Linked DNA regions of Homo sapiens: regions 1, 2, 3 and 4 are each linked to region 5. A link is a loop called in an ENCODE intact Hi-C map of the cell type or tissue named here. Cell type or tissue: GM12878. All regions are shown on one strand. Links, peaks and the distances in the headings refer to the core of each region. The heading gives the core; the rest is flanking DNA. Region 1 has its middle 32 kb from the start of IL20RA. Region 2 has its middle 24 kb from the start of LINC03004. Region 3 has its middle 43 kb from the start of IFNGR1. Region 4 has its middle 25 kb from the start of NHEG1. Region 5 overlaps IL22RA2 (interleukin 22 receptor subunit alpha 2).

Evidence for each region. A loop is a pair of places that touch in the nucleus more often than their neighbours do. Peaks named below come from ENCODE experiments on the same cell type or tissue, not always from the same donor. Only the 100,000 strongest peaks of a DNase experiment are listed, where the experiment ranks them.
Region 1: a loop joins it to region 5, with 7 times the contacts of the local background. A loop is called at or near these places in 5 of 110 quality-filtered maps.
Region 2: it touches region 5 in a loop (4-fold over the local background); 2 of 110 quality-filtered maps call a loop at or near these places.
Region 3: a loop joins it to region 5, with 3 times the contacts of the local background. A loop is called at or near these places in 5 of 110 quality-filtered maps.
Region 4: it touches region 5 in a loop (13-fold over the local background); 6 of 110 quality-filtered maps call a loop at or near these places.

Annotation. Positions count from the first base shown.
Region 1 is chr6:137,074,118-137,078,919 of GRCh38, forward strand. No RefSeq gene overlaps it. Among named protein-coding and RNA genes, the nearest start is that of IL20RA, 32 kb to the left of the region's middle. RefSeq lists an enhancer at 2,529-2,738. In GM12878, for the core only: a CTCF peak has its summit at 2,596 (motif pointing right); a DNase peak (open chromatin) is centred at 2,634; H3K27ac peaks cover 358 bases.
Region 2 is chr6:137,639,079-137,643,880 of GRCh38, forward strand. No RefSeq gene overlaps it. Among named protein-coding and RNA genes, the nearest start is that of LINC03004, 24 kb to the right of the region's middle. RefSeq lists an enhancer at 2,494-2,543. In GM12878, for the core only: a CTCF peak has its summit at 2,616 (motif pointing left); a DNase peak (open chromatin) is centred at 2,577; H3K4me3 peaks cover 57 bases; H3K27ac peaks cover 237 bases.
Region 3 is chr6:137,259,952-137,264,753 of GRCh38, forward strand. No RefSeq gene overlaps it. Among named protein-coding and RNA genes, the nearest start is that of IFNGR1, 43 kb to the left of the region's middle. In GM12878, for the core only: no CTCF peak of the experiment used is centred there; a DNase peak (open chromatin) is centred at 1,980; H3K27ac peaks cover 1,048 bases.
Region 4 is chr6:136,965,557-136,970,358 of GRCh38, forward strand. No RefSeq gene overlaps it. Among named protein-coding and RNA genes, the nearest start is that of NHEG1, 25 kb to the right of the region's middle. In GM12878, for the core only: a CTCF peak has its summit at 2,768 (motif pointing right); a DNase peak (open chromatin) is centred at 2,785.
Region 5 is chr6:137,163,870-137,168,671 of GRCh38, forward strand. All of the region lies in intron 1 of IL22RA2 (interleukin 22 receptor subunit alpha 2), which reads right to left. Among named protein-coding and RNA genes, the nearest start is that of IL22RA2, 7.4 kb to the right of the region's middle. In GM12878, for the core only: a CTCF peak has its summit at 2,344 (motif pointing left); DNase peaks (open chromatin) are centred at 1,742, 2,212, 2,648 and 4,348; H3K27ac peaks cover 3,912 bases.

The sequences.
Region 1 (4,802 bases), core at 529-4,528, 90 kb before region 5:
AACTAGGTATTGATGGAACGTATCTCAAAATAATAAGAGCTATTTATGACAAACCTGCAGCCAATATCATACTGAATGGGCAAAAGCTGGAAGCATTCCCTTTGAAAACTGGCACAAGACAAGGATGCCCTCCCTCACCACTCCTATTCAACATAGTATTGCAAGTTCTGGCCAGGGCAATCAGGCAAGAGAAAGAAATAACAGGTATTCAAATAGGAAGAGAGGAAGTCAAATTGTCTCTGTTTGCAGATGACATGACTGTATATTTAGAAAACCCCATCATCTCAGCCCAAACTCTCCTTAAGGTGATAAGCCACTTCAGCAAAGTCTTAGGATACAAAATCAATGTGCAAAAATCACAGGCATTCCTATACACCAATAATAGACAAATGGAGAGCCAAATCATCAGTGAACTCCCATTCACAATTGCTACAAAGAGAATAAAATACCTAGGAATCAACTTACAAGGGACATGAAGGACCTCTTCAAGGAGAACTACAAACCACTGCTCAAGGAAATAAGAGAGGACACAAACAAATGGAAAAACAATCCATGCTCATGGATAGGAAGAATCAATATTGTGAAAATGGCCATACCACCCAAAGTAATTTATAGATTCAATGCTATCCCAATCAAGCTACCATTGACTTTCTTCACAGAATTAGAAAAAACTACTTTAAGTTTCATATGGAACCAAAAAATAGCCCCTATAGTCAAGACAATCTTAAGCAAAAATAACAAAGCTGGAGGCATCACGCTACCTGACTTTAAACTATACTACAAGTCTACAGTAACCAAAACAGCATGGTACTGGTACCAAAACAGATATATAGACCAATGGAACAGAACAGAGGCCTCAGAAATAGTGTCACACATCTACAACCATCTGATCTTTGACAAACCTGACAAAAACAAGCAATGGGGAAAGGATTCCCTATTTAATAAATGGTGTTGGGAAAACTGGCTAGCCATATGCAGAAAACTGAAACTGGACTCCTTCCTTACACTTTATATAAAAATTAACTCAAGATGGATTAAAGACTTAAACATAAGACCTAAAGCCATAAAAACCCTAGAAGAAAACCGAGCTAATTCCATTCAGGACATAGGCATGGACAAAGACTTCATGACTAAAACACCAAAAGCAATGGCAACAAAAGCCAAAATTGACAAATGGGATCTAATTAAACTAAAGAGCTTCTGCACCACAAAAGAAAGTATCATCAGAGTGGACAGGCAACCTACAGAGTGGGAGAAAATTTTTGCAATCTATTCATCTGACAAAGGGCTAATATCCAGAATCTACAAGGAACTTAAATTTACAAGAAAAAAACAACCCCACCAAAAAGTGGGCTAAGGATATGAACAGGCACTTCTCAAAAGAAGACATTTATGTGGCTTCAACATTTATGTTGAACAAACATGAAAAAAACCTCATCATCACTGGTCATTAGAGAAATGCAAATCAAAATCACAATGAGATACCATCTCATGCCAGTTATAATGGCAATTATTAAAAAGTCAGGAAACAACAGATGCTGGAGAGGATGTGGAGAAATAGGAACGCTTTTACCCTGTTGGTGGGAGTGTAAATTGGTTCAACCATTGTGGAAGACAGTGTGGTGATTCCTCAAGGATCTAGAACCAGAAATACCATTTGACCTAGCAATCCCATTACTGGGTATATACCCAAAGGATTATAAATCATTCTAGTATAAAGACACATGCACACGTATGTTTATTGCAGTACTGTTCACAATAGCAAAGACTTGGAACCAACCCACATGCCCATCAATGATAGACTGGATAAAGAAAATGTGGCACATATACACCATGGAATACTACGCAGCCATAAAAAAGGATGAGTTCATGTCCTTTGCAGGGACATGGATGAAGCTGGAAACCATCATTCTTAGCAAACTAACACAGGAACAGAAAACCAAACGCTGCATGTTCTCACTCATAATTGGGAGTTGAACAATAAGTACACATGGACACAGGGAGGGGAATATCACACACCAGGACCTGCTGGGGGTTGGGGGGCTAGAGGAGGGATAACATTAGGAGAAATACCTAATGTAGATGAGGGGTTGATGGGTGCAGCAAACCACCACGGCATGTGTATACCTATGGAACAAATCTGCACTGTCTGCACATGTATCCCAGAACTTAAAGTATGATAATTAAAAAAAAGAACTTCTGTTTTATTAACTGCTTGGCACCTAGTAGGTACACAGTAAACATTTGTTGACTGAATAACAAACTTTATTCTGAAAAACTAGAAAAAAAGGAATTTTGGAATTTTATATTTTATCAACTGTTGAACATGAACATTTATTAAATTTTATGATGCAATTTAAAACACAGTAACTCTAGCAAGAGATAGGTGCTTATCCTGAAAGTAAAAAGTGTAGCAGAGAATATGGAAGGATAAATATTATTGGTAGAACCTGGTCTGCAATTAGAATTTTCCTGGAGTTTCACAGGGTTCTCCAGCTTGAAAGGACAAAAAGCAGAAGTTGGGATCTGGAGCATAGTGGGCTCCACCCTCAGCCATCTCTGTGCCCAGCACATTGGAGATGCAGCCAGCTAGCCACTGGGTGTCACTGTTCTCTCATGCTCCTCAGTCTGGGTGTCCTGCCAGGTCTCCTTAAGCATGAATATGCAATGTCCTGGTTTACAGCCATGACAGAGGGCACAGACTCACCTGTACAGGCCTTCTCAATATGGAATCACATACTGTTCCTACATAAAATTGATTTTCGGTTCTGAGCAGCACAGAAAGGTTTGAAGAGATGAGTGGTCTCAAGTGCGGCTCTTAGCTTTAGTCTCAGCCCTAAAACGGCGCTCAGGAGTAGGAACACAGCTGCCAGGACATTTCCCTGTCACTCAAGAGCTGATAGGCTTTTTTTCAGGTCCAGACCTACAGGCAAGGACTGGAAATCATTTGGGTTTCACAGCTGGTTTGGATGATATTCAACAATAACACCAAAATTCTTCCATTAAAGAACAAAACAAAAAAATAGGAATTGAAAAACAAGGGTCGGTGACCAGTTTGTGTCGAAACATGCCAGCTGCTCTTACTTTGAATGAAATTATTTGCAGCACAAGGTTACAGCTCGCCTGGGAAGTTTATCTTCAGCCAGTCTCATTAAGATCTCCCAACCTGCACGCAACACCTGTTTGTCTCCATTACTTATCCACCATATAAATATAATAAATAGGTGAGTTGCTATGGATTGCTTAATTGTGGTCTGCTCCCTCCCCTTGGAGCCTTGTTCACACTTATTGATTTCAAGGCATGAATAATCCTCAGAAACTTGCTCCACTCTGATTGGGAGTATTTCCTTTAAAATTCATTTATTCAGGCCAGACCCTGTGGCTCATACCTGTAATCCCACTTTGTGAGGAAAAGGTGGGAGGGTTACTTGATCCCAGGAGTTTCAGACCAGCTTGGGGCAACATGGTGATAACTCATCTCTACAAAAAATACAAAAATTAGCTGGGTGTGGTGGCACATGCCTGTGATCCCAGCTACTCAGGAGGCTGAGGTGGAAGGGTTGATTGAGTCCAGGAGTTTGAGGCTGCAAGGAGTCGTGATTGTACCACTGCACTCCAGCCCGGGCCACAGGGTGAGACCCTGTCTCAATATATATATTATTAAAAATACATATAAATAAATAAAACGTATTTATTCAATGACTCACCAGACATTTATTGAGTGCCATCTTCTAAGGCCCAAGCACTGTTTTAGGGGCTGGGGATACAGCAGTGATACAACAAACAAAGTCTCTATTACTGCCGAGCCCACATTCTAGTGTTTAACAGAGATTAAACTAAAGGAAAATTGCCCAGATCATTTCTGTAGGTGTCAGGAGGTGGATGTGGCCTTCCATCACCAAGAAGGTGGTTTAGTAGCTCAATGAGTAGATGAGGCTCTAGTGAGAGCAGTCACATCCCAGTATAAGAACGGCAACAGCCCTGAGCAGCTGCTTTCTTCATTTCAATTTTTATTCCCTCCAGTCAGTTCACAAATAGCCAAAGAGATTCTTAAAAGTTAAATCTTATCTTGTAGCTTCCTTGCTTCAAATCCTTCAATGGTTTATCACTCCTCCTAAAATGACAAGACAAATCCTGCCATGGCTGTGAGTTGTCCCCTGCCTATTTCCCCAGCCTCCGCTGACAGCCATGCTTCCACTCTCTAGAGATTCATTGGCCATTTTGCCCTTCCTCTAATTGCCAGGCACTTTTCTGCATTAGAACTTCTGTATATGCTGTTTCCTTTGACTGGAAAGCTCTTTTCTGATCATCCTTCCCTCCCCTCACATGCAAACTCACCGTTTAGTGTCAGCTTGAACTGCAGCCACTTCTGCAGGGAAGCCAGTCCCCCTAGGTCAATCAGGTTTCCCTAGTTCCATAGCCCTTCTAACATTGATGCCCATCATACCTCTCAAACACCTGAGCCAGCACATCGTTTCCCAGTGCTGTCTCATTCCAGTCGCTGAACAGTTTGACAATTGACCTCTACAATGTGTCAGAGTATCAGTTCTCTACCCGCCACGCTTTGGGTGGGGGGTCCTTATTGCAACTGGCCAAATGGGTAATCAATTTCCCAGATCTCATAATGGAGTCTGCCTCCTGGGACCACTTCTGTAACCAACTGTTTGTTTATTTTTCAATCGGTTTTGGGGGAACAGGTGGTGTTTGGTTACATGACTAAGTTTTTTAGTGGTGATTTCTGAGATTTTGGTGCACCCATCACCTGAGCAGTGTACACTGTACCCAATATATAGTCTTTTATC
Region 2 (4,802 bases), core at 504-4,503, 480 kb after region 5:
CCAAGGGGGGACCTCTGCTGAGCAACCTACAGAGTAGATCTGAAACATACATAAAATTTGCCATGAGGTTTTAAGAGCACTAGCTCATGGGCTTCTTGTTTAAAACTTCAATAAGGCTGTTACCTCATTGTGCCACTCTAGCCTGAAGGAGTTGGGTCTTTTCTTGCCAGGGTCTTATAAAGACCAGAAGATAAAAGACAAAAATGGAATTTGACTGCAAATTTTCATTACTAAAAGACTCCCATTTTTGCTTATATTAAGAAACAAGGTTTTCAAAGGTTTCCTCTAACCACACTATCTTGGGTTAGTCAGAATGAACACGTATTTATGGGATCACGGTCTACAGGATTTGCCTGCAATGTTAAATAAAACCACAATTTGTGTTTCTAAAGTCATCATCTGGTTAGAAAATGACCACTGTCCTAAATGTAGAAATGAAAGAGAAAGTATAACACGGGAAAGGAACATTTTAGGGGGACACACCTTAGAGGTATACAGTGGCTCATTATTTCCTAGAAGTCTCAGGCAAGGGTTCTGAACCTAGGCCTACTGAGTTTCAAGGCTGAGAAATTCCTCTGAAAATGAAGGTGACATGATAGACTGCATGTTTTTCTGCAGATAGGTTCTCAGGCTTGGTTAAATCATTATAAGTATCTGTCACTGAAATTACCAAGATCCATTGGACTAATAACATATTCAAAAACTATGGGAGAGGAACAAATGTAGTTTCTTTTTATACATTTTTTCATATTATATGTAACCTTGGATACCTCCAACATTCTATTTCAATTCCCAGACGATTTTCCAGCTAAAATACATTAGCGCCACCAAAGCGTGGGCAAAATTTTTATCTTCTCATGTTTTCCCGACAGCATTTATCTGAGTCCCAAACCAAATAATTCTGCCTATATATCATGTGAATAACACAAGGAAGTTTATTTTTAGGGGAAAAATGTCTTATCATTCATAATAATCTAATATTTCTGAAATGAATATTGATACCGAATACAATACCAGAAGGTTAGAACAGAACATACATATTTCACTGGAAGAAACTGATTTCCACCTAGTGTCTGTGAAACAGCAGAAGCGAAATTAATGTCTTCTTGCATTGGTGCTGCTGTGCATGGCAATCTCGCCAATGCCGCCAACTCCTAATAAAGGGCTCTCTTGGAACAAAGCTGCCTCTTGTCTGCTTGCTCACAGTATCTATGACACTAATATTCTAATTAGCTATCGCCATTCTCATTATCTTTGTCAGAGAGCTACGTGCTCGTGGATGCAGCCACCTAGCCACGAGATCAGATCTGCATAGTCACACACAAAACACATACACATATGCATGCACATAAAACCTAGACATATCTGCTCTGCAATATCCCATCTCCCCTTGGTTTACAGAATGCATTCCCAGTCTTTTGGGGACTTGTTGGAGGATAAACAGTAAGCCCATGAACGTGTAGTCCAAATTCATTAACGCGGCATTCAAGGCTCTCCAGGTGCCACATCCCTCTTCTCTCTATTCCCTTTGTCCCTTCCCCACCGGAACGCCACTCCTTCTCCATTCTCTCCCTATCCCATGCCTTGTCCTCTGGGCATTGGAGATGGATTCTCACTATCACGCCAAACATACCCCACACCTCCACCTCTGTGTTTCCTCTACCTGAAATTCCCCTCATACTTGTCAAATCTCTATCCCACCTTCTGCCGCCATCAAAATCCCATAAGGTCCATCTCGATCACTCCTCAATTCTCCAACACCCTAAGGCAGAAGCAATGTCTTTTTTTGCTGGACATTTTATGTATTCCTTTTATTATATAACTTATACAACTTTGTCACCACCTTTGGACATTTCATCCCACTGCCTCCCCTGCTCCTGTGCCTCCCACAGGCTCTGCCATATTCCCCTGCTCAGCGTAGAGGGTCCTCAGTAGATGCTGGGGACATGAACTAAGTTGAATGGTAGGATTATAGGAATAGAAAATACTGCAGTTAATAATAAGATCATTTTTAATAAAATTTTTCTCTAGATTCATGAGCATATTTTCTTCTAGCCCTTGACAGAACGAACAATGGAAATGTATTGTTCATAGGTATGTACTATATCGGGTATGCATGAACACTGGCATGTTTGCCATTCTCTTTCAACCTGGGGGCTTAAATTTTCCTTTGCACCAGGCCACTGCCATCTAAGCCCTGCAGGATTTGGGGACCAGATGAGTCCTTGTATGACATCTGATAGTAAGTATTTATTTTATTAACAAACGAGGCCACAAAGAATGTGACCAGTTGAAAACAGAGTTTGGTTTCTTCATGTCTCTCCTTCACCATAGGGATTTTGTCTCTTTCATTGTAGCACTTAGCATAGAGTCCATATCCAACAAGTATTTGAAAATATTTTCTTCCTACTCTTTCATGTTATCTTCATTCAATAGTGAGGGTTTATAATTTTTCCTCCCTTCTTTCCTTCCTTCCTTCCTTTGGAGTTTATTGTGTTGACTTTTTTTTTGCTATCGTTGCGAACATTGGAATATGAGATGACACCCAGGCAGTGCCAGGGCCGAGCAGTGTGTTAAGTATGGCTTCTATTTTGTGAGCTCACACTGCCCTCTCCTGGCCTCTGGGTAGATCTTAAAACTTCACTCGGATTGCAGCACAAAACACATTCCAGCAGGCAGAGAAAGAATGATAATAAATGGGACACAAAATCCTTCCAATATTAATAATCTAATCATTTCAAATTTTAAAAACTATTTGGCTCTACTCTCTATGCTTTTGGTAATTCCAAGCACTTGAAAATATCTATAAAATTCAAAATTCTTAACATTGTCTTTCCATTTTATTTATTTATTTATTTTTTGGTGGAAAGCTTGTTATAATATCTTGAATAAAATGTGGTCCTGGGCCGGGCAAGGTGGCTCACATCTGAAATCTCAGCACTTTGGGAGGCCAAGGCAGGAGAATCACGAGGTCAGGAGTTTGAGACCAGCCTGGCCAACATGGTGAAACCCCGTCTCTACTAAAAATACAAAAAATTATCTGGGCATGGTGGTGGGCACCTGTAATCGCAGCTACTCTGGAGGCTGAGGCAGGAGAATCTCTTGAACCCAGGAGGCGGAGGTTGCGGTGAGCCGAGATTGCACCACTGCACTCCAGCCGGGCAGCAATGCGAGACTCCGTCTCAAAAAAAAAAAAAAAAAAAAAAAAGAAGGTGGTCATGATATTTGATATTTTAGTAAGATGTTTTTGTTTTTGCTTACTTTCTAGTTCTACTTAAGGCTTTTGGTGGTGGTGGTTTGTTTTGTTAGCAAGTGATGTGCAGTCATGTCCAGGCTCTGCCACTCACTAATTAGGTGATCAGGATCTAGGACAAGTCATTTCAACCCTCAGCCTTAGTTCCTTCATCCAGATGTGGCTGTAGAAATACCTACCCTATCTTCCTCACTAGAAATGATAGAAAGATCAAATGAAATATTTTATGTGAAGGCATTTGGAAAACTCTAAGATGCCATACTCATATGAACTATGATGATTATTTCTAGATTTTACAAAAAGACAACTTAACAAAAGATACTAGGTGTTATAATGCCAGGTGAAGTGCAATTGTATTAAAAAGACTTCACTTTTAAACATTAAAAAATTTTAAAGATATATGAATCTAGAAAATATTCTTTGTTTCCTTCCCAAAAACTTCTTAGAATAATATAGAAAATGACACTTTCCTGAGGAATTTTTTTGTATATTATTAGCAAAGGGCAGAATATTGGATTAAAAATCCAGAAAGCCCTGTAATTCTATGTTTTTAAAGCATAGGAATAATCTATCTAATGACAGTATATAGTCTTTAAATAGGTCTTATATCTTCAAAATAAAAATAATAAAACCTCCATTAATACAAAAATAACAAAATTATACAAAAATTAACTCAAGATGGATGAAAGACTTAAATGCAAAACCCAAAACTATAAAATTCTAGAAGAAAATCTAGGCAATACCATTCAGGACATAGGCAGGGGCAAAGATTTCATGATGAAAACGCCAAAAGCAATTGCAACAAAAGCAAAAATTGACAAATGAGATCTAAATAAACTAAATAGCTTCAGCACAGCAACAGAAGCTATCATCAGAGTGAACAGACAACGTACAGAAGAGGAGAAAATTTTTGCAATCAATCCATCTGACAAAGGTCTAATATCCAGAGTCTACAAGGAACTTAAACAAATTTACAACCTCATTAAAAAGTGAGCAAAGACCATGAACAGACATTTCTCAAAAGAAGACATTCATGCGGCCAACAAACATGAAAAAAGATCAACATCACTGATCATTAGAGAAATGCAAATCAAAACCACCACAATGAGATACCATCTCACGCCAGTCAGAATGGTGATTATTAAAAATATACAGAAACAACAGATGCCGGTGAGGTTGTGGAGAAAAAGGAACATTTTACATTGTTGGTGGGAGTGTAAATTAGTTCAACCATTGTGGAAGACTGTGTGATGATTTCTCAGACCTGGAACCAGAAGTATCATTTGACCCAGCAATCCCATTACTGGGTATATACCCAAAGGAATATAAATCATTCTATTATAAAGATACATGCATGCGTAGGTTTATTGCAGCACTATTCACAATAGTAAAGACCTGGAATCAACCCAAATGCCCATCAATGATAGACTGGATAAAGAAAATGTGGTACATATATACCACTGAATACTATGCAGCCATAAAAAGGAATGACATCATGTCCTTTGCAGGGACATGGATGGAGGTGGAAGCCATTATCCTCAGCAAACCA
Region 3 (4,802 bases), core at 374-4,373, 96 kb after region 5:
ACAGTTCCAGAGACCGGGAAGTCCAATTTCAAAGTGCCAGCAGGTTTGGTGTCTGGTGAGGCTTGTACCTTCTTGCTGTGGTGGAGCCCTCATGACTTAATCACCATCTAAATGCCCCACCTTCTAATATGGTTGCACTGGAGAATAAATTGCAACATTAAATTTGGAGGGACACAAACATTCAAACTATAGCTGACTTCATCTACATCTCCAGCTGGTGAGGTCTGGAAGAAGTCAGGTTACACATACAGATGAGAAAGCTGAGGGTCAGAAAGTGGAGGTCTGTTGTATGAAAGGAAAATAAAAACCTGGGACCCCAATTCAGTACGCCAAGGGGAAAAATTAAGCTGAAAGCTGACTCATGCAAGCACCTGCCATTCCTTTTGTTCCTAAGCAGATAGCTACGATAAAATATTAAATATCTTCACTCTGTGTTTGAGGCAGGAGAATAGGGTCTGGAGGCAGGGAACCTAATGACTTCCTAGACGTAAATCAAGTGGAAATGCTTCAGCTATGACAGGAAATATTCTCTCCATTTACATAGGGCATACACTGAGTAAATGACTTTGTAACTTCACTTCATCCCCTTCGTTTCCATAGGGCATATACCAAGTAACGAATAAAAACCTCTAAAGGGTATTTAAACCCCAGAATATTCTGTAACGGGGCTCTTGAGCCCCTATGCTCAGACCCGCTCCCACACTGTGGAGTGTAGTTTCATTTTCAGTAAATCTCTGCTTTTGTTGCTTCATTCTTTCCTTGCTTTATTTGTGAGTTTTGTCCAACTCTTTGTTCCTGGACACCTTCCACTGGTAACATGTTCACCTTATCTTGTGTAAAGTGTGGATCCACTGAGGGCAAGACAAATACATAATTGACTATTCCCCTACCTGATCCTTTTGTCTTGCAATATGTGAGTTCAGTCACATGCCCATACCCTCTCTATTCCTTCTCCAGCTTGCTTTTCCTGGTTAAATTATTGAAGCCCTTAAAATCATCTTTGGAGAAAGGCACAGACCTGTCTCCTGGGTGCATCCTCAACCTTGGCAAAAAAAACTTCTAAATGGATTGTGACTTGTTTCAGATACTTTTTGGTTTACCGTTGTTATATGTTATCTAAGCTAACTCAGCTCTTTAGCGGAATTCTAACCCAGGTATGCCTAAATTCAAAATGTGAGGTTTTTCTGCATTATAGTGAATGACGGATATCAAGGCTTTTCTGATGACTTTGAAAAATAGTTGGATAGGCCAGACACAGTGGCTCACACCTGTAATCCCAGCACTTTGGGAGCCCCAGGCAGGTGGATCCCAAGGTCACGAGTTTGAGACCAGCCTGGTCAACATGGTGAAAACCCATCTGTATCAAAAACACAAAAAATGAGCCGGGCGTGGTGGTGGGCCTGTTGTCCCAGCTACTTGGGAGGTTGAGGCAGGAGAATCACTTGAACCCAGGAGATGGAGGCTGCATTGAGCCGAGACTGCACCACTGCACTCCATCCAACCTGGGCGGCAGATGAAAGAGTTAAACTCTGTCTCAAAAAAAAAAATAGAGAACAGAACATTCTCCAGTTATGGCCTCATTGTTTTGTTTGTTCTTGGCAAAGTTTCCACTGACATAACTCAGTAAACTTTTACATCTGAGTTCAATGGAGTGTTTTTAAATGGTTGTGGACAAGAGGTTCGTTCATTGTTGATGTAGAATTGAGTACAGAATATACTTTGCTTAAATTACTTTCACTATTTTTTCTCATAATATTCTTGAAAGTCATCTATTAATGCAGTTCTTACATAAAAGGAAGAGATAACTAAAAAGGATATAGAGCCAGGAAGTAAATTGTTTCCCCAAACACTTCAAACAATTTAAATGTTCAAATATAGAGTTATTTGTGAATTTGCAAAGTAGCAAATCAAATGGGTAATTCTCAAAGCCTTGTGTTTGAAGTGATGAGAAGCAAAGCCTTTTCAAGTTTATGTAAATAATTGACCACTTCCTTGAAAAAGTTTTAAGATTTCTCTAGAGACAAGGTGAATCATATCAAGTGGCCTAAATAAACTTTAGTTTTGAATGAGCAAATAGCTCAAGGCAAGGTGGTGGTTTTACCAAAGTAAAAAAAAGAAGAAGTTGTCAAGAATGAAGCTTGCCAAAAAATTTTCAAAAACTAAGATGGCAAGATTTTCTTTGGAGGGTTATGAAATGTTCTGAAGTTAGACAGTCTAGAATTAGATGGTTCAACAGCTGAGTGAATTTACTAAAAACACTGAATTTTACACTTTATCAGGGTGAATTTTATGTTATGTTAATTAAATTTCGGTGAAGCACTTATTAAATGAAATTGTAATAAGAGGATGTAAGAAGATTCAGTCACAAAATATACACATATACCACACAAATTTAAAATGCTTTTAGCTAAAATATTAAAAGACAAGCTAGTCACTTTGGAACCCAAATTCATTGTCTGAAAGATTTTTAAAAATCTTAAAGAGAAAGAAATGAAGATAAAGCAATCATGAGTGAAAAAAATAAACAAACTTGGATGATATAACCAGAAATAACACATAAATGAAATAATTTCAGAAGAACAAGATATATGCACTTTAAAAGTAATATGGAAAAGCAAGGGACCCAGAATAATCAAAAGAATCCTTAAAAAGAGGGACAAAATTGGAGGACTCACATTTACTTCAGAACTTACTACAAAGTTACAGTAGTCAAGCCAGCATGATACTGACATAAGGATAGACACATAGATCAATGGAATACAGTCAGTCTAGAAGCCAGCCTACATATGCAAGACATTATGGAGGGTCTTCAAAAAATTTAAAAATAGAACTACTATGTGATCCAGCAATCCCACTACCGGGTATATATCTAAAGGAATCGAAATTGGGATTTCAAAGAGCATTTGCACTCCTGTTCATTGCAGCATGAACCTAAGTAACCTAAATATTCATCATGGATGAATGGGTAAAGAAAATGTGTTATATATATACAGTGGAATATTGTTTAGCCCTAAGAAAGAAGGAAATCCTGCCATTTGTGACAACATGCATAAGCCTAGAGGACTTTATGCTAAGTGAAACAAGTTAGACACAGGAAGACAAGTACTACTTGATGCCACTTACATAAGGAATCTAAAATAGTTAAACTTGTAGAAGCAGAGAGTAGAATGGTGGTTGTCAGGAGCTGGGGAAAGGGGGATATAGGGAGCTATTAGCCAAAAGTTGCAAAGTTTCAGTTATAAAAGATGAGTAAGTCCTAGAGATCTACTGTATAACATAATACCTATAGTTAACAAAACTGTATTACATCTTAAAAATTTGCTAAGTGGGTAGATCTTATGTTTTATCACATACTACACACACACACATGCACACACACACATACACAAATAATTATAAATATAGAGGGTAGGAGGAAACTGTTTTGGAGGTGATGGGTATGTTTAGATTGTGGTAATGATTTCACAGATGTATATTTAGCCTCAAACTCATCAAGTTGCATACATTAAATATGTACAGCTTTTTGTATGTCAATCACACCCCAATAAAAGTTTTTTTAAAAATCCTGCACACACACACATATATACATGTGTATATATGTATATAAATATATACATGTATATAAATTTATTTTAGATAAGATTGCCGAGACAATTCCAATGGGGAAAAGAAGTCTTTCCAAACATGCTGCTGGGACAACTGGATCTCTACATGCAAAAGAATGAACTTGAACTACTATTTCACACTATATTAAAACAATTATCAATTATTTTGTGACTGAAGGCAATTAAGAAGCAGCAAATGGAAAAAGCTCTCGCTGTCTTCCCCTTTTCTGCCTCAAGGTAGGATATAAATTCTCGTTTACTGGACACAACTCTAGACTCTATTCACCCAGAGAAAGCACCAGAAGAATCTGCAAACAAACGTTACTTCATTAGTTTACCCCCATATAGTTATTTTCCCACTGTTTCCTACCCCGAAAGGAAATTGCCTTCCTTTGTCCTGTCATTTCTCTATAAATTTATTGTTCTTTGTTGAAGATGCGATACAAGCCAGAGTTCTAAGCAACTGCTTTGAGTTACTTTTCATTGAGGTTTTTCCTGCATGGTGTTCACTGTATGTGTTAATAAACTTGTTTGTTTTTTTCTTGTTGATCTGCTTTTGTTACAGGGGCTTGTCTCAACTGAGAACTTACACAGGGACAGGTAATCTGTAGCTTCCCTGACAACTGAAATGAAAGAGCTAAAATTACAAAACTCTTAAAAGAAAACATGGGATTTGCTATGGTTTGAATGTCCCACCAAAACTCATGGTCAAATTTAATTGCCATTGGGGTAGTACTAGGAGGTAAGACCTTTAAGAGGTGTAGATCATGAGGGTTCTGCCCTTGTGAACGGATTAATGCTGTTATCAGGGTAGTGGATTAGTTATTGAGGGAGAGGACTCCAGCATAAGTTTGACCTCCATTTTCTCCCTGTCTCATTTGTCACCTGCCTTTCTGCTTTCAGCCATGGTGTGATGCAACAAGAAAGCCCTCACCAGATGGCTAAGCAGATGCTGGCACCATGCCTTTGGACTTCCCAGCCTCCAAAACTGTGAGCCAAATAATCTTTTGTGTATAAATTATCAAGTCTGTGATACTCCGTTATAGCAGCAGAAAACAGACTAAGACAAGATTAAATCTTTGTGACCTTGGGCTAATCAATGATTTCTTAACTATGACAATCACATATCGGATAAGAGCCTTAATTCACAATATATAAAGAACTTTTATAATTTAACAATGAAAAGACAACACAATT
Region 4 (4,802 bases), core at 359-4,358, 200 kb before region 5:
GTCTCTGAAATGTCTCTCCCATCTTTCTCTTCTTTTTCATCTTCTTTGCCACCATCTTTATAAGCCTTCATCACCTCTGATCTGGGTAATGGACTCTCTTTTCTTTTTTTTCCTTTCTTTCTTTTTCTTTTTCTTTCTTTCTTTCTTTCTTTTTTTTTTTTTGGAGACAGGTTTTGCTCTTGTTGCCTAGGCTGGAGTGCAATGGCGCGATTTTGGCTCACTGCAACCTCTGCCTCCTGGGTTCAAGTGATTCTCGTGCCTCAGCCTCCCGGTTAGCTGGGATTACAGGCATGTGCCATCATGCCCAGCTAATTTTGTATTGTTAGTAGAGACAGGGTTTCACCATGTTTGTCAGGCTGGTCTCGAACTCCCAACCTCAGGAGATCCACCTCCCTCGGCATCGCAAAGTGCTGGGATTACAGGCATGAGCCACCGTGTCCAACCACGATCTCTCTTTTCTTAAGCATTTATTAAGGACCAACTGTATTTCAGTTGCTATTATAATCTCAATCAATACAGCAACCCTGTGAGTTACATATTAATGCCTTCATTTTACAGATGAGGAAATGGAGGCTCAAGAATTTTAGTGTCTTGCCCAAAGCTAGACCCACCAGTAAGATATAGACAGAGCTGGGGCCCAGGTAGGCCAAGTAGTACAACTTACGTCCATACTCCTTCTACTGGATTTTGTAATATCTTTAATGTGTTTAAAAAAATCACACAAGTGATAAATGAATACATTCTGTTTGCAAACAAAAAAAGATGTAATAGGTTAATGTTCCCATTAATTATCTCTCTCTATTCTTATTTTCCCCACCTCCATTCCCCAAGGTAACCACTGTCACCATTTGATGTGGCTCTTTCCAGATCTTATTCTAGAAATTTCATATATCTATCTGTGCCTCACTGCACACGAGGGACCAGAACAGGATGGTGGCGCTCACAAGACCTGGGAGGCGACTGCCCGGATGAATTCCCATGACGCTACATCTTGCATGTGGCTAAGCAGCCTCACTTGGGAATGGGTTAGTTTGTAAATCCTTCTCCTCAGAAAGTACAGGTTTGTGATGTGCAGGTGATTCTATCCTCTGCTCCAGATCATGTAGTGAATATTTAGTATGTTTCATTTTGTTTATGTTTCCATCTCTTTCCCTTCTCTAGATGATTTCTCCTCATCACCTTGTTTCTTCTTTTCTTTCCTTTTCTTTTTTTTTTTTTTTGAGACAGAGTCTCACTCTGTTGCCCAGGCTGGAGTGCAGTGGCGCAATCTCAGCTCACTGCAAGCTCTGCCTCCCAGGTTCAAGCAATTCTTCTGCCTCCGTCTCCCAAGTAGCTGGGACAACAGGCATGTGCCACACGCCCAATTAATTTTTGTATTTTTAGTAGAGATGGGGGTTTCACCTTGTTGGCTAGGCTGGTCTTGAACTCCTGACCTCAGGTGATCTGCCTATCTCCGCTTCTCAAAGTGCTGGAATTACAGTCGCGAGCCACCACACCTGGCCCCTCATCACCTTTTAACCAGAACAGTTAGGTCGTTTTCTTTCTCTTTGTGATGGCAACAGTTATTTTTATAGCTGTCTGGGGAAGGTGCTTAGGTAAATATCAGTTTGAGCTGTACAGTAAGCTTAATATAGCCCTTTTCTATGATTGATGAATTCACTACCTTCTTTTTTTGCACTTTTTGTTCAGTCAATAGAACTCGTGAATTAGTGATAGGGAAGTAAATTAGTTTAAGGTTGACAAACTTCCTAGAACCACACCCAGGGATTACACTAGATCAGATACACATAGTCACCCCTGCTCCTGTACATTGGTCCTCCAACCTTCTACTTCCCTGCAGTGGGGCATGCAGAAGGAAAAGGGACACATCTGTGAGGGAAGAAGATGATGCTGCTGACCGGCATAGACACAGGCACAGGCACATAGGGTCCGAATCTGGAGGGACCTACCATAGGAAGCTGTGGTGTGCACCCCTAGAGCCACTATGCCATGACTGTGCCTCCTTGGAGCCACCATCCAGCCTGGAGATCTCCAGGTAGAGTTCTTGGTGGAGATCACACAGGACAGCAATCTGTGGCCATAATACTATTAAAAAGGGGGCAGGGGGCAGTTCATCTTCCTGCAGAGATGGAAGTCAGATTTCCATCTTCCACTTAGATTATGGACAAAGACATTTTCTCTACATTGGTGTTAGTTGGGGCACGGGACCAGGGGGTTAAGCTAACTAGCTTGAAGGGATGTGCAAAATGACCAAGAAAGGGTGTTAGCCACTGCTTACACCCCCTTCAGTTAGCCACTGCTTACACCCCCTTCATGTAGGGGCAAAGAGACAAGAAGGTTCACACATGTGATCTGTCCCAGGAACGTAACAGAAGGTTAAGAACTGAAAGAGAGAGAGAGAGAGAGATAGAAAGATGGGTTCTGTGGTTCAGAAATCACTCCCCACTCTGGTGGGAGTCGGAGATTGGCAGTCAGATGCTGCCACACTTGCTACCATAGGGATGACTGTCATGCCGCAAGGTCTAGTCCAAAGCACATTTAGTTCCCGATGTTAAAGAGGGCTGGGAGGAAGGTGAGTGGTCTGAGAGATGAGAAGAATGCAGACAGGAGAACCAATCTGGTGACATTTTGGTCAAGTGTGCTGTCTTCATTAATTTTCGGTCTCAGGATTCCTAATTATGGAAACCAGCCAATACGTATTTTCTTCAGCCGTTCATCCCTAAGTCCTTCCGGGGCTGGACAGAGGTAATATAACAACTGTCGCCACACGGTGGCAGCAATATCTTCTTGGCTGTGCTCACCTAGCCTAGTGGGTGCTTTTTCTGTAACTGCAGAAGCCATGGCTTTCTCCCCGCTGGGACTTGCTGTTTGAGGAGCTGAGGCGCCTCACAGCACTTATTACAAAGAGTTTTCTTCATGTTTTTCTTTTTCCTTAAATGAATGCCTTGGAAAATATGAGGTTATGCATTACCGGGTAACTTTTTGCTTTTGTTTTTGTGTTGAGGCAGGGTCGCCAAAACAAAAACTTGCTCACTCTGTCGCCCAGGCTGGAGTGCGGTGGCGCCATCTTGGCTGACTGCATCCTCAACCTCCCAGGTTCGAGTGATCCTCCCACCTCAGCCTCCTGAGTAGCTGGGGCTACAGGTGTGCACCACCACATCGGCTAATTTTCTATTTTTTTTTTTGTAGAGATGGGGTTCTCATGATGTTGCCCGAGCTGGTCTCAAATTCCTCGGCTCAAGTGATCCTCCTGCCTCAGCCTCCCAAAGTGCTGGGATTACAGGCTTGGGCCACCATGCCTAGCCAGCGGGTACCTTTCTGTCTTTTCCTAATGGCTAATAATTTAAATCTAACTATATCTGTGAAGCCAGTGGTTTTGCCACAGGATGAGGAGGCGCCAGGGGACGGGAAGGTGACCAGATGTTCTAATTGAGTCAGCCTTGGTTCTGGCAATGAGCAGGTGCTCTGGAAGAAGTCCCAGGCAAGCTCTGCTGTGCCCCTTATCTGAACCGAGCTGATGAGCTGGCCCCCGTCCAGAGGAGGATGACCAGAGCAGAGAGGGATCTGGAAACCAGGAGTGACAGGGACGTGTGGAAGGGAAGGGGATGTTTGCAGAGGAAGGGATGACTTGAACACTACAGTTAAATGTTGGAAGGGTTGTCATGGAGAAGAGAGGTCGTTAGAATCAGGTCGGAAGAACTAGAACTAGTATGCTAGTTTGGAAGGGACGTTAGGAATCCCATCAAACACACTCCTCATTTTACAAAAGAAGAAAATAAGGCTGAGAGAGTGACACTTGTCTGGGGTCACGCCGTTGGCTGGTAACAGACAGACAAAGGACTAGGATACAGCCCTTTGATTATACCCAAATATGGTTGCCCATCAGGTTGTAAGCTATAGGGTGGGTGAGGAGGGTAACGAAGGTGGTGGCCTCTGTTTAGTGTTGAAGCAGAAACTGGGTGTCCAGAGAGTTCCTGAATTGCCCAGAGGGCTGGCCCCAGCCTAGTCACTGGAAAACGTCTGCGTTTACCTCTGACATACTCTATCTCTGTGTGCCATATGACTCACTTAATAACTGCCAGGTAATTCATGGTGATGAAAGTTTGTGTGTAGCGCGTGGGGTGGAGGAGGGAGTTGGTGTCTGGCCTTAGAAAAGGCTGCTTTTATGTGGCAGCAAATAGGAGGCTAGCAAGGTCTCTGGCTGGGGATTGCCTGGTGTCCTTGACCTTGCAGAGTCCCCAGGCTCCATCTTGGGGAAAAGGGAGACAGGAGAGGGAGTATTGCAGGCTTCCGTAGGCCCTCTGGGACGGGAGCAGCACTATGGGGAGATGGGTGAGCTTGTGTGCTGAACATCGCTAACTTCATAGGGCTTTGCTCTTGTCTCCATCCCTGAAAAATCCTTCCTAAGCACTGTATGGTATAAATATTTTAGTATCTGTCCATGGATTGGCTTGTTGTCTTTGTTGAGTTGCACGCATGATCTGGGCCTGGTTTCATCACACCTTGTGCAACTGCGATCATTATCTGGATGACAAAGAAGTGGGTGCAGGCCGTTCCCTGGATACGAAATGCTGAGGCAATTAAGCACATCTAATGACTGTTTTCTTAAGATGAATAGGAGTGATAGCAGTACACAAAGCAAAATGAGGTCTTATAGTCCATGCAGCCCAAGCATGGACTGGTCCTAGTAGAAGGAATGATGTAATTATGCTTCCCAAGTGTCACACCTGTACCATAGGTATTCTGAAATGACTTCATGTGTGATGACAAACATTTTCTTTTTTCTTTTTCTTTGTTTTTTT
Region 5 (4,802 bases), core at 523-4,522:
GGAGGCACAGATCTCTTAGCGTGGACTGTGTGCTCCCAGGCGAGTGTGGGAAAAACCAGACCTAGGACACTGCATACGGCCCAGAGGACCAGCTCCACAGCTGCAGCTAGCTGTGACAGGAATTAAGGCATGCTCCTGGCTAAGCAGTGTCCGAACCTCCTGTAATAGGACCCAGTCTGGTGGATCCAAGAGTGAAAGTGAGAGTGAAAGTGCATCACAAGGGAGGAAACAGGAGGAAAAGCGTCAAAGCCTATTCCACTGGAGTGCGTGCTGAAAAACTTTAAAAAAAGTTTTAATGGTGACTATGGGGTTAAGCTAACTTCACAGAAACTGAGAACTTTTTTGAGATAAAATAGCCATCTTTTAATGTAGGGTGGCCAGCCAAGGGGACAATAGACAGGGAGATAATTGGCCGAGTGTTTCGGGTGGTCACCAGGCTTGGAGAACAGCCCGGGCACCTGGATCAGTTTCCGTATATTGACTCCTGGCTAAGTATAATTCAGACCCTCCCTAAGTGGCTGCAGGCCTACTTTGAGATCTACTGTAAGACTCTAACGGCCAAGACAAAACCAGGAACAATAGAAAGAAACTGCAAGGCATCAGAAAAAGAAAAGTCACAGGAAAAGCAGTAAAAACCTGTCCTACAGGCCCCGCCTGAAGAGTTAGAAATTCCACCCCACTATGCACCAATTTATCCACCTCTGGCAAAGCTTAGACAGAAGGCTGCCCCGGCTGCCTCCGGAGACTCAGACTCAGAAGGAAGCACCCCTCAGGCAACACCACGCAGAGAGGAGCCAGAGCCCTTGACTGAAAAGCCAAGGGAGGAACTCCAGGGTGATGAGGTCGGCCGCCTTAGGTCGGTCCGTGCCCAAGCAATGCAGATGCCACTCTGAGAAACATGGGGACAAATTTATTTGAATGCACAGAATGAAGTCCAAGGGGGAGAACAGCTCTTCTTTTATCAGCCCTTCTCTACTACTGATCTCTTAAATTGGAGACAACATACTCCCTCCTATAGAGAGAAGCCTCAGGCTCTTATAGATCTAATGCAGTCCATTTTCCTAACTCACAATCCTACCTGGGTTGATTGTAAACATTTTTTTCTGTCATTATTTAATATGGAAGAGCACCGTAGAGTTATACAAGCTGCTCTCCAGTGGCTGGAGAAAAATGCATCTTCAAGCACAGGAGATATCAGGCAGTATACACAACAAGCACTCCTGATAGAGGCTGACCCAGGCTGGGACCCTAACCAGGCTCAAGGGCTACAAGTTTGCAGCAGTATTGAGAGGCACTCCTAAATGGAATAAACGCTGGAGAGAAAAAGGCCACCAATATCGGAAAGGTCTCAGAGGTTCGCCAGAAGCCAGATAAAAGTCCCGGTGAATTTTATGAGAGGCTGTGCGAGGCTTACCAGCTTTACATGCCACTTGACCCAGAGGCTGCGGGTAATCAGTGTATGGTTAATGTGGCATTTGTAAGCCAGGTGCAAGAAGACATCGGAAGTTAGAAGGGTTTGAAGGTGTGAATATTACCCAGCTTATCCAGGTGGCTACTAAGGTGTTTGTAAATCAGAAGGAGGAGGCCAAGAGAAAAGCTAGATGCAGAGCTAAGGAAAAGGCAGACTTGCTGGCGGTGGCCTTAGTTGGAAGAGAAACTGGTTTTGTGAGAGGATGTGGTCGTGGTTGCGGTCATGATAGAGGACAAACTAGGTAAAACCAGGAAGCTAAGCCAGGACAAGAGGGCCAACTTAGGCTTAAGGGAGATCAATGTGTGAGATGCAAGCAGATGGGACACTAGAAGAATGAATGCCAAATTTTCCGGTGCCCTTGTTAGGAAGAGATTTCCTCCAGAAATTGCAAGCACAAATCTCCTTTATACCAGAAGGGCACATGACTCTAAATCTAGGTCAAAGAAAAGCCATGATAAAGACCCTTACTGTCCCAACAACAGAGGAATGGTAATAATTTGGGTGCCCCACACGGTTGTCACTCTGATGGAGCAGAGGGGACATTGCTGGCTTTCTAACCCTAGAATGTTAAGATATCAAGGGCTTTTGTGTGAAATCCCCTACCTAACCTTGGAGACTATGAATACTCTAAATCCGGCCACACTGCTGCTGATAGAATGGGCGGAGCATGGAAAGCCCCCATTGTGTGGCCCAGGGTATCACTGTTGTGTGGAAACTGTGGATGAAGTTTTCTCAAGCTGAAAAGACTTAAAGGACTAGCCCTTAAAAGACCCACATGTTAAATACTTTGCTGATGGAAGCAGCTTCATATCTAAAGGTTTATCAGTTGGGCTGGATATGCAGTGGTAACACTGAATTCAGCAGCTGAAACCTGCCCTCTGCCGGCCGGAACTTTAGCCCAAAGAGCTGAGATAATAGCTGTCACTAGGGTGTTGCTTTTGGCCAAAGAAAGTCGGTAAACATCTATACTGACTCAAGGTATGCCTTTGCCACTTTGCATGCCCATGGAGCCATATATAAGGAAAGAGGATTGTTAACTACTGAAGGAAAGGAAATCAAAAATAAAAAGGAAATAGAGCAGCTCTTAGAAGCTGTATGGGCTCCAAAAGAAGTAGCAGTCATCCATTGCAAAGGGCATCAAACAGGAGGACATGACAAGGCCAGAGAAAACAGAAAGGCAGAAAGAGAAGCCAAAAGAGCTGCAATGACAGCGATAACTAAGAAGGAAGAGGAAACCCTTACCATGCCCTTATTGGAGCTTCCTCTTACAGAACCCCCTAACTACTCCTCTAATGAAAAGGCTTGGTTTGAGCAGGAAAGTGGAAGTTACCAGAAAGGAAGTTGGTGGAAGTTCTCAAATGGGAGGCTCGCCAGCTATCCCAGAAGCAATAGCCCCTGGTTCATAAAACAGTTTCATCAAGGAACACATATGGGAAAAACTGCATTAGAGACTCTTGTAGGATGGCATTTCTATTGCTGAGCCTAACTGCCATCACTCGAGCCATTTATGAGTAATGTTTAACTTGTGCCCCAAACAATCCACAGCAGGGGCCAACATGGCCCCCAGGGATTCAAGAAACTGGAGCTACACCCTGTGAAAACCTGCATGTGGGCTTTACTGAGCTGCCTCGAACCGGAGGCTACCGGTGCATGCTAGTGTTTGTCTGCACTTTCTCAGGGTGGGTTGAGGCATTTCCCACCAGGACAAAGAAAGCTCGGGAAGTAACCAGAATCTTACTAAAGGACATTATTCCTAGATTTCGACTGCCTCTAACTTTAGGATCAGACAATGGCCCAGCATTTGTGGCAGAAATAGTACAACAGCTAACACAGAGGTTAAAAATCAAATGAAAACTGCATACAGCTTATCACCCATAGAGTTCTGGAAAGTTGAAAGAATAAACCGGACACTCAAACAGCCGTTAAAAAAGTTTTGCCATGAAACTCATCTAAGATGGGATCAGGTGCTGCCCATGGTCCTTCTCTGAGTCAGGTGCACCCCTACTAAATTAACTGGGTATTCACCCTATAAGATAGTGTTTGGCCGACACCCTGATCATAACTCAGATAAACGGGGATTTAAAAAATTGGGGAATTAACCTTAAGAAGGCAAATGCAAGCCTTAGGTGAGGTCTCGCAGGAAATGCAAGGATGGGTAAGAGAAAGAATACCTGTTAGCCTCACAGATGCAGTACAACCCTTCTAACCTGGAGACTCTGTCTGGGTCAAACAATGGAACCCAACCACTTTAGGGCCTTTATGGGATAGTCCCCATATTGTGATCTTGTCTACTCCCACTGCTGTTAAAGTTGCAGGTATCATACCTTGGGTTCATCATAGCCGGCTGAAACCAGAAGCAGCCACCACCCAGGACCAGTGGACAAGTCAACAAAACCCAGACCACTCAACATGGCTGATCCTGTGGTGAAACCAAGCCACTGCTGACAAGGACAACTGCCCTGCTTCAACCACACCAGAGGCTGGTTGGTCCACGCACGGCTGAAGCTTGAGGAAACATCGAGCCCTGTTCTAGTCACACAAATGGAAGCTGACTAGTCTATGCATGGCTGAAGCCTGAGGAAGTCAATGATACATAAGTAAATGTAGACTAAATTTACAAACATAGTTATACTCTTACTTGTAGTAATTATTTTGCTGTCATGTTATCTTTGCAAATGCTGCCAAGCTTGTTGCCCAGAAAGGTGCCCATGCATAGTATAAGTTTAATCATATTAGTAATACTGAAGCCACTGACACTTTCACCTATGGTTATAAAAGGGGACCAGGATGACTGTCATCACTGTATGATAGAAGCCTGGTCTGGAAAAGGTGTGACTAAAACTCTGTTATACCAGACCTACTATGAGTGTACAGGGACTCATACAGGAACTTGTTGTTTATAACCAGACTAATTACTCAGTCTGTGATCCTGGAAACGGGCAGCCCCAAATATGTTATGACCCAGAGTTCTTGCCCTATGACTTCTTATTTGAAGTCCAAATTTGGTGAACCCCTAATGCCATCATATACAAACCCCACAGAAACTGGGGTCAGTAAACTTGTAAACAAAACGCAAGTATTCACTTACGCGCATAAAGGGCCCGTCTCCATATATTTTGATGCCTGCCAAGCTGCACATCTCAGTAAACTAAATAATATTTGGACCATCTGTAAAAATCTAGGACAAGAAAGAGTCAGCAGCAGAGCCACCAAGGCCATAATAGGAGAGTCCGAAAAAGAGTGCCCTGATTGTGATAATCAGTGGACCACACATGAATTTAATCAGCACCTATACACTGGAAGGGCTGCTCTGTTTGCCAGCCAAGAGGAG